Linked DNA regions of Homo sapiens: region 2 is linked to region 1. Evidence: chromatin contacts called from ENCODE Hi-C or POLR2A ChIA-PET data. All regions are on one chromosome and are shown on one strand. Each heading gives the region's core, a stretch centred on a gene start or an enhancer-like site at or near the end of the contact. The rest is flanking DNA. Distances are from core to core; before and after follow the strand shown.

Evidence for each region. Hi-C counts contacts between places; a loop is a spot of excess contacts on that map. ChIA-PET counts read pairs that join two places held with the same protein, here RNA polymerase II (POLR2A). Pooled maps may share reads with other maps.
Region 2: a loop to region 1 is called in a map of posterior cingulate gyrus, with 2.3 times the contacts of the local background. The contact joins the enhancer-like site here to the promoter of PTCH2 in region 1. A Hi-C loop is called at or near these places in 2 of 168 maps with a recorded cell type or tissue (endothelial cell of hepatic sinusoid and posterior cingulate gyrus) and 1 of 50 pooled maps. POLR2A ChIA-PET finds 5 or more read pairs at or near these places in 5 of 52 experiments (H1, PC-3, Panc1 and 2 more).

The regions. Positions count from the first base shown.
Region 1 is chr1:44,841,987-44,846,586 of GRCh38, reverse strand. PTCH2 (patched 2) reads left to right here and starts at 3,334. Exons shown (of 22, transcript NM_003738.5): 1 at 3,334-3,726; 2 at 4,548-4,600. The coding sequence starts at 3,655. RefSeq lists a silencer at 3,119-3,388.
Region 2 is chr1:44,944,183-44,948,754 of GRCh38, reverse strand. All of the region lies in intron 3 of EIF2B3 (eukaryotic translation initiation factor 2B subunit gamma), which reads left to right. Among named protein-coding and RNA genes, the nearest start is that of EIF2B3, 40 kb to the left of the region's middle. Within about 2 kb of position 1,579, at least 9 of the 41 ENCODE cell types and tissues checked have a DNase peak (open chromatin) inside an H3K27ac peak, as active enhancers do; they include endothelial cell of umbilical vein, where a contact is called at or near this core.

The sequences.
Region 1 (4,600 bases), core at 2,085-4,584:
AGATCCCAAGACGTTTGTTTCATGAGTCAGTAATGAGATTTAATTAGATTGCTTTTATCCTGTTATTTGGAGAATATCTCTAGTTTAGGCCCAAAACACGTACCCAGGACCAGTGGAAATGACAGTGAAACAAGCTGTTCTATCATAAAGGAGGCTGCTTGCAGAAAGAGAAGAGAAGCCTCTTTATCCCTTCCTATTCCTGGGGTCTATGGCTTTGGCTCTGGCTGAGCTTAGCTGGGCTCAGGAAACCATTTTGTTTGGGAGAAGACAGGTCATTTTGTAGCTTGGAGCAGCCAGACAGCACTAGGCCCTAGGTTGGAAAGGCTGGAAACTGTAGACCCATTTCTTCCATCCTAGTCTTTGAACTATAAGGCAAGAGGTTTCCTTAATAGACAGACTTGGCCTTGGAAGCATCCATAGAAATGGTGGACTTTGTCACAATTGTTAGCAGTGATGGGCCTATGATGAAAGCAGAGTCCCAAGGCCCAAGTGGTTACAAATCTATTTATCCATGGACCTTATGTCTTGCAGAGTCTGGTAAAAAGGAAGGAGATTAAGACTTACTTAAAGCATAGCATCGGGAGTTGTACTCCTGATGACAACCAGTGCTGAGTCCAGGCCACTCCCTGTCTTCAGCTATTGCCCCAAGAGCAAACTAGGGGCCCATACAGACTTAAGTTAGAGGCTGTTTCTATTTCAGAGACTTGCTAGGGGTACAGTTCTTTTTAACCTTAAATTTTTTATGTTATCATTATTATTGTTTTTTGAGGCAGGGTCTCACTTTGTCGCCCAGGCTGGAGTGCAATGGCACAATCACAGCTCGCTGCAGCCTCTATCAACTCTCCTGCCTCAGCCTCCCAAGTAGCTGGGACTACAGGTGTGCGCCACCACACCCAGCTAATTTTTTATTTTTTGTAGAGATGGGGTCTCACTATGTTGCCAGGGCTTGAACTCCTGGCCTCAAGCAATCCTCCCGCCTCAGCTTCCCAAAGGGCTGGGATTACAAGCATGAGCTACCATGCCACTTTATGCTCAGCAGGACACACTCTATAACAGGGAGAAGAAAGTGCTATTCAGGTAGGCTGCTTTTCATGTGCAGTTACTGTTTGGCCAACAGCATCATACATATATTAGTTCCTCCATAGGCATTTTTCTGGGTGAATGGACAAATGGAAATGGCAAACCTGTTAGGTGTTCACCCCTTCAACCTAAATGTTCCTCTTCCCCAGGACTGAGGCTCTAGAGATGATGTTAATTTGCACAAGCTTTCAAAAAATCAGTTGAGCAGTGTGTATCAAGAGCCATAAAAATGTTCATACTCTTTGACCCAAACAACCCACTTCTGGGAATCTGTCCTAAGGATATTCTCCAAATGATTGATTACAAAAACTACATAGTAACATGAAATATTTATGATGGAATGATTTTTTTTAAGTCTGGAAGAACTGACCAAGAAATTTGCCAGAGATAATAGTAGTTGTGTTAGAAAAATTAGCTTATTGTAGATTCATTTTCTCTTTCTCAAACTTTACATATTGGAATATTGATTTTACCCTACTCTGCCACTTGAGGTTTATCAATCAGGAACCCAATAGAAACAGCACACTCAGATAGGATAGTTGAAAGTTTAATAGAGGGACTATTGCCTCTATTCTTCCCAATTTCCAATCCTTTACACCCTGAATTCTGCAACTCTTAGTGACTCACTCAACAATTATTAAGCACCTATTTATTGTCTGGTGAAGAAGGCAGACTTTCAAGTACATAAGTTTTTGTGTCATAAATGCAATTATACATATATAAATTGAGTTGTTATGCAGAGCACAAAGAAGCAATTATCTGCCAGGAGAGAGACATGAATCAAGGAAGGTTTCAAAGAGGGGGTAGGCTGGGTACAGTGGCTCACGCCTATAATTCCAGCACTTTGGAAGGCCCAGGTGGGCAGATGACCTGAGCCCAGGAGTTTGAGACCAACCTGGGCAACATGGCAAAACCCTGTCTATACAAAATTACAAAAATTAGCTAGGTGTGGTGGTGCACACCTGTAGTCCCAGCCATTTGGGAGGTCGAGGTGGGAGGATCCCTTGAGACTGGGAGCTCAAGGCTGCAGTGTGCTGTGAAGGCACCACTGCACTCCAACCTGGGCAACAGAGGGAGATCCTGCCTCAAAAAAAAAAAAAAAAAGGTGGGTTTTGGGGGTGATTCAAGTTCAGTTTTTGAAGATTATCTGCCAAGACAAAAGGACCAAAACATGTACAAAGGCAGGAACGAGGGAACACTGATGTGAGGGAACTATGGGAGAGAAGGCTTTAGCTAGATCACACAGGGCCCTGTGCTCCAAGTGGGCCTTGTGCTTTGGAGCTATCAGATTTGCATGTTAGAGAAATGACTCTGGTCTCAGTGGAGAGAGTGGACTGAAGAGGGCAAGAATGGAAGCCGGGAAGAGTGAACAGAAGAAATCTTGGGCTTTGATTGGGTCGGAAAGAAAGTGTGGCCCTACCCACTTTGATGCCATCTCTAAGACCTACTGCTACCTGACCCCCGACCTCTGGAAGGAGACTGTATTCACCAAGTCTCCCTATCAGGAATTCACTGACCACCTCGTCAAGACCCACACCAGAGTCTCCGCGCAGAGGATCCAGGCTCCAGCTGTGGCTACAACATAGGGTTTTTATACAAGAAAAATAAAGTGAATTAAGCCTGAAAAAAAAAAAAAAGAAAAGAAAAAGAAATTGTGGCCCTAGGCCGGGCGCGGTGGCTCACGCTTGTCATCCCAACACTTTGGGAGGCTGAGGCGGGCGGATATCCTGAGCTCGGGAGTCTGAGACCAACCGGGGCAACATGGCGAAACCCGTTCTCTACCAAAAATACAAAAAGCCGGGCGTGGTGGTGCATGCCTGTGATCCCAGCTACTCGGGAGGCTGAGGTGGGAGGATGGCTTGAGCCTGGAAGGCGGAGCCTGCAAGCCGAGATGGAGCCACTGCACTCCAGCCTGGGTGACAGAGTGAGACCCCGTCTTAAAAAAAAAAAAAAAAGTGTATCCCTAACAGAGCCCGCAAAGGCCCTTTCTCAGCGTAAGCCTCTGGACTTACACTTGGCCGGCGCTGCGCCTCTCCGGGATCCCCCTCCCTCCTCCTCCCTGGGGCCCCGCGGGCGGGAGGGAGGCGCGGGGTGGCCCAGCCTGGGTGGTCTCCCGCCCCGCCCCCTGCGGCGCCGTTACCTAGCAGCGGGCCGGGCCGCGCGGCTAGGGTAATTTGCGGGCCCCTCAGCCAATGGGAGGGCGTCGCCCCGGCCAGCTCCCTTTTCTGGAGCTCCAGCCGCCTCCCGGGGACTGCAGTTGCCACCTCGAGCCCTGCTGTGCGTCTCGGGCCAGCAATTCCGCCTGCGCGCGGGACCCATTCCTCCTCCAGCCGCCGCGGCCCACGGCCCACGGAGCGGGTGAATCCCGGCGCCGCGCCCCGGACCCGCAGCTCCCTGCACTCCTCCCTCCCAGCCGCTTTAACACCCACACCCCACAGTCTCTCCCACGCCCGCGCCTTGGCGGCCCCACTGAATCCCTACGCGGGGCCCAGCGGTACCGGGAGACCGGGCTAGCCTATGGGAGCGCCCAGATAACGCGGGTTGGGGGCGCCCGCGCCCCCCATCCCCGCCAGCATGACTCGATCGCCGCCCCTCAGAGAGCTGCCCCCGAGTTACACACCCCCAGCTCGAACCGCAGCACCCCAGGTGAGTAGAGGGGGAGCTGGAAGAAGGAAGAGAGCGGAGCCAGGTCTGTCACTCGGGCCTCTGCAAGGTTTGTGATGTCTTGAAGTGCCGAGTGTCATTAGATGTCTGAAGGCAAGTGAGAGCCAGCACCGCAAGCAAGTTGTGCGTGTGTGTCGGTGTGTCTGTGCCGGTGTCTCCTCATCGTCTGGCCAGTGAGAATGAATGTCTGTGGGTTCACCTCTGTGTCCACCCGACGACAGGTGTGTGTACATATGTATCCTGCTCTCAGAAAATGGGCCTATGCCGGCCGGGCGCGGTGACTCACGCCTGTAATCCCAACACTGGGAGGCTGAGGCAGGCAGATTACCTGAGGTCAGGAGTTCGAGACCAGCCAGGCCAACATGGGGAAACTCTGTCTCTACTAAAAATAAAAAATTAGCAGGGCGTGGTGGCGGGCGCCTGTAGTCCCAACTACTCGGGAGGCTGAGGCAGGAGAATCTCTTGAACCTGGGAGGCGGAGGTTGCAGTCAGCCGAGATCACACCACTGCACTCCAGCCAGGGCAACAGAGCGAGACTGCGTCTCAAAAAAAAAAAAAAAAAAAAAAAGGAGAGAAAACAAAAAGAAAAGAAAGGAAAATAGGCCTATGCCTTCCTCAGGTGTGTGCTGGGGATGGTGGGTGTTACATCTTCCAAGTCTGGGCCTGTGTCTGTGTTGGTGCTCCCTGTCCCACATCCAGAAATCAAGAAGCGAGGGCTGGGCAGCAGATATACAGGGTGAGAAGGGAAGGATTTCATGCATTGTTGCAGTGATGCCTGGCTGACCCTTCTCTTTCCATCCCAGATCCTAGCTGGGAGCCTGAAGGCTCCACTCTGGCTTCGTGCTTACTTCCAGGG
Region 2 (4,572 bases), core at 330-2,829, 100 kb before region 1:
TAAGGAATTCCAACTTAATCTTGTTGAGCAGCAATCTCCAAAATAGGCTGTACTCAAAGCCAGGTGGTGTACAGAATTAAGTACCAGAGGAAAATGTTAGAATTTCTTGTTTTTAAATGTTTTATTTATTCCTTTTTAAATGTCTATCTTTATATATATTATATAAAGAGCATATCATATTATAGTGATCTATATATTTTTTTAAAAATTTTAAGGTAAGTGGCAATAAGTTCAACTTTTTTGATGTTTGGAAAACACTGTTTTAGGGTGTCTTTGAGCAGGGAAAAGACATATGCAGTAGAAATTAGAGTATGGATTAGAATAAGGGAAAACTGGAGCAAGAGAGACACCAGCCAAGAGACTGGAAGAAGATTTTGAGACCTGAACTAAGGCAGTGCAATAGGGGAAGAGTAGGGGACAGGGCAGGAGAGGAAGGACTTCCATCCTGGACTATGGGCGGATTTCTGGCATCAGATTCTGGATGGTAGCAACAGCATGATTAAACTAAGGAATATAGTAAGGATATTTAGCTGTGAGCCCAAGGATTATCACATTTCTTACTTACTGACTGAGTTGGTCATTTCCCTTCCTAGAGCTACTGCCCCAACCTCAGTGAAAACAATGTGGCAGTTGGCCCTTGGCCTTGCACTTTGAGGACTATAGACTGGAATCTTTTCCAAGCATTTTAAACCAAAACTGAGGTCTCCATTGCAGTTAGCCTTTGGTGTTTATTCAAGCACACAAACTATGCCAGGTGCAGTGGCTCATGCATGTAATCCCAGCATTTTGGGAGGCTGAGGCAGGAGGATTGCTTGAGTCCAGGAGTTTGAGACCAGCCTGGGCAATATAGGGAGACCCCTTGTCTAAAAAAAAAGAAAAGAAAAGAAAAAGCACACAAACTACTCTTGGGGATTTGACTGGGATTGGACCACATAGGAAAATGTAAAATGTGACCTTCATAGTCACACCAAGTAGCTGAATTCATGAGTTCCATATGGGCAGGGGTGGCATGCAGGCTGGTGATTTGGATCATAGCCATTATTTGTGGAAGCACTGGGTGAGTAGAGAAGCATGGTAGTTACCTTGCCCTGACAGTTTTTTTCCAAGGGAGTAAATGTGTTTTTCTTTCTCCTTGTCATAAGAAATCGGTTGCCAGATTGTGTTATTTATAACAATCTGTCATGGAACAGCTGCCAGGAAAAGAAAAGAGGCTATTCCCAGTAGCTCTCCTCACCTCCCGCCCCACCACTACAGCCACACACACACACATCCGGTTTTCTGATTTAACCTTTTTTCCCCTCTAATTTTACTCAGTGGTTTTGGCTTGATCGAAAATGTTCTTGTAATGAGAGATTTCTGGGCTTTGCCATGGCTTGGTAATTGGGTTTTCTGAGCTTAATTTGTTTACTTTAGTCAAGACTAACTGGCAGCAGTTTGGATTTTGAATTCCTGGGTGTTTTGGACACTTTAAACACTAAAGTGCTGCCTTCCCTTGAAACCTTGCATGTTTCTATATTGTCAAGAGTGCACACATCTGCTTTCCTTCTGAGTTGTGCTTTCTGCCCTTGACATTGCCCTGGCTTCTCTAGAGGAGCAGGCTTGGGATGAGGCATACCAATGACTGTTGGAATAGTGAGTAGGGAGATCTTTGGAGAGGCCAGTTGGTCTCTGCAGAAGAGGCATACTGTTGGCATTAGAAAAGAAGTGGGTCCATGAAACAAAGGCAGCTGAGTGTTGGCATGTTCAGGGAACTTTAAAATTAACTGCATTTCTGACACACAGTTGCTTCACAGTCCAAACAGTCCATGTTTATTCATGGCTTGTGGTCACACATGATCAAAAATACTTCTCTGGGTCTTATCAGTTTTTCTACTTTCTCTCTCTGGGCTCCAGTTACTAGAAAGCCATTTGCATTCCTAGAATGGGCTTTACATTTTAGAATAAAAATAAAAACAATGATCATTTCTTTCTGTTACAGCGTTTATAAAATCAGGCCAGGCTCAGTGGCTTATGCCTGTAATTCCAGCACTTTGGGAGGCTGAGACAGGAAGATCACTTGAGCCTAAGAGTTTGAGACCAGCCCTGGCAACATAGTGAGATCCCGTCTCTACAAAAAAAAAAAAAAAAGAAGAAGAAGAAGAAATTAAAATTAGTGGACATAGTGGCATGTGGTGCCTGTAGTCCCAGCTACTTAGGAAGCCGAGGTGGTAGGATGCTTGAGTCCAAGAATTTGAGGTTACAGTGAGCTATGATCACACCTCTGCACTCCAGCCTGGGCAACAGACTGAGACCCTGTCTCAAAAAAAAAAAGGTATTATGAAGGTATAAGTGTGATTTAGCTTTCCTTTCTTTCTTCTTCTGAGATTTCCAGCTTTGGAAATTGATCAGACAACAAACACTTTCCTTTGGAAGTGATGGAGTTGCACAGAGGATGAGATGTGTTTGGTCTCAGTGACTCTTACATGGTGCATTCTCTGGGAACAGAGGCAGGAGAGGGGCTGATGGAACAGCACCTCCGTCTGTATGCTAGGCCCTGTTCTTTCAGACCCACGCCTTTCTTTTCACACTAAGAACAGATGGCAACCAGACATTGAGTGGAGGGGTCTGTTCCTTGTGATCCTTGGGGATTTTGCATTCAGTTTAGCAAAAAGTCATCAAAACGCAAAGAGAGAAATGAGCCTACAGCCTGTTCACAATTATGCAGGACTTGTTTGGCATTCACTGTACTGACAGATTTAAACACTTTTGCAGATATCGAATGATAACAGCATTTATTTGCCAAGACAACATTGTTACCACTTCTGAGGCATCTGCATTGGAGTCATTTTCTTGATTTTGGAGTATACTTAATAGTTCAATTTATTGTAGATCAGTAAACTTGCAAAAAAACAGCCATCTTATTAGAGAAACTTAGAAAAATAGAAAGGGGATTTTTTTCCTCAGCAAATTGTCATTTTCATTCTGATGAAATGGGGCAACTTCTGTACTGTTGTAATGACAACTCTGTGAATGTCTTTAGTAATGATTTGTCTCCTTGTCTTTCTAAGCATTGTTCTAAGTAGGATTCTGCAGGCTGTTTCTTTAGTTTGTATGTATGTGGTCTGATTTGTTCACGTTTGCTGCTTCCTGCATGGTGAGTTGCAGGTGTAGGGTTTTTTTTTTTCCTAAAGAGATGTTTATGGGAACTTTTTTTTTTTTTTTGAGACGGAGTCTTGCGCTGTTACCCAGGCTGGAGTGCAGTGGCGCGATCTCGGCTCACGGCAAGCTCCGCCCCCTGGGTTCATGCCATTCTCCTGCCTCAGCCTCCCGAGTAGCTGGGACTACAGGCGCCTGCCACCACGCCCTGCTGATTTTTTGTACTTTTAGTAGAGACGAGGTTTCACCATGGTAGCCAGGATGGTCTCGATCTCCTGACGTTGTGATCCACCCGCCTCGGCCTCCCAAAGTGCTGGGATTACAGGTGTGAGCCACCGCGCCCAGTGGGAACTTTTTTTTTTTTTAGTCTCAGAGTTAAAATCTAAAAAGAATTTAGAGAGCCTTAAGCAGAAGAGTAGGAAACAATCCGAATTTGAGCTTAACTTTAAAAGGCCTTCAAAAGAAATTGTTCAGGCTATAAATAACAAGTTACATGTGGAAAAAGAAATGGTGATTCTGTTGCAGATTCTATATTCAGAATAAGAAATTTCAGGCAGTAACATAAGGCATTCTGATGGTTGAGTCTCACTTTCTGAGCAAACAAGACTCTTTGATTTGGTAGACTATGAGTTGAAATCATCCATTTTCCCACCCAAACCAGGAATCATGATTTTAAATTAAAATATTAGGAAAGTTTGGAGTACTTACAAAAAAAAAAATACATGTAGACTCACTTCATTCTTGAACCCAAAATAATTTGGTCCAATGTTTTCCAGACTATTTATTTATTTGAGACAAGGCCTCACTCTGTCACCCAGGCTGGAATCCAGTGGAGTAATTGTAGCTCACTAGAGTCTTGAACTCCTCTGAGGTTTAAGCAATCCTCTTGCCTCAGCCTCCCAAGTAGCTGGGACTATAAGTGCATGCCACCACACCTGGCTAACTTTTAAAAAATTTTATTTGCTAATTTAAAAAATGTTTTATGTATTTTTAGAGATGGGGTCTTACTGTGTTGTTCAGGCTGGCCTCAAACTCCTGGCCTCAAGTGATGCTCCTGCCTCAGCCTCCAGAGTAGCTTGGCTTACAGGTGCAAGACACTGTGCCAGGCCTTTTTTTTTTTTTTTTGAGACAGCATCTTGCACTGTCACCCAGGCAGAAGTGCAGTGATGTGATCATAGCTCACTCTAACCTTGAACTCCTGGGCTCATGCAGTCCTCCTGCCTTGGCATCCCAAAGCACTGGGATTACAGGTGTGAGCCACTCTGCCCAGCCTAGACTTTTTTAAAGTAGCATAATTGGTTTTCCAAGACAAAGCTTATCCAGAAGCCTGGAAAATAAAATTAATAAAAGAGGAGCTGCCTTGGTTGATTCACGAAGGGCAAATCAGAACCTGCCTTTCCCTGAGGCACCTCTGGGATTACAGGCATGTGCTACTGT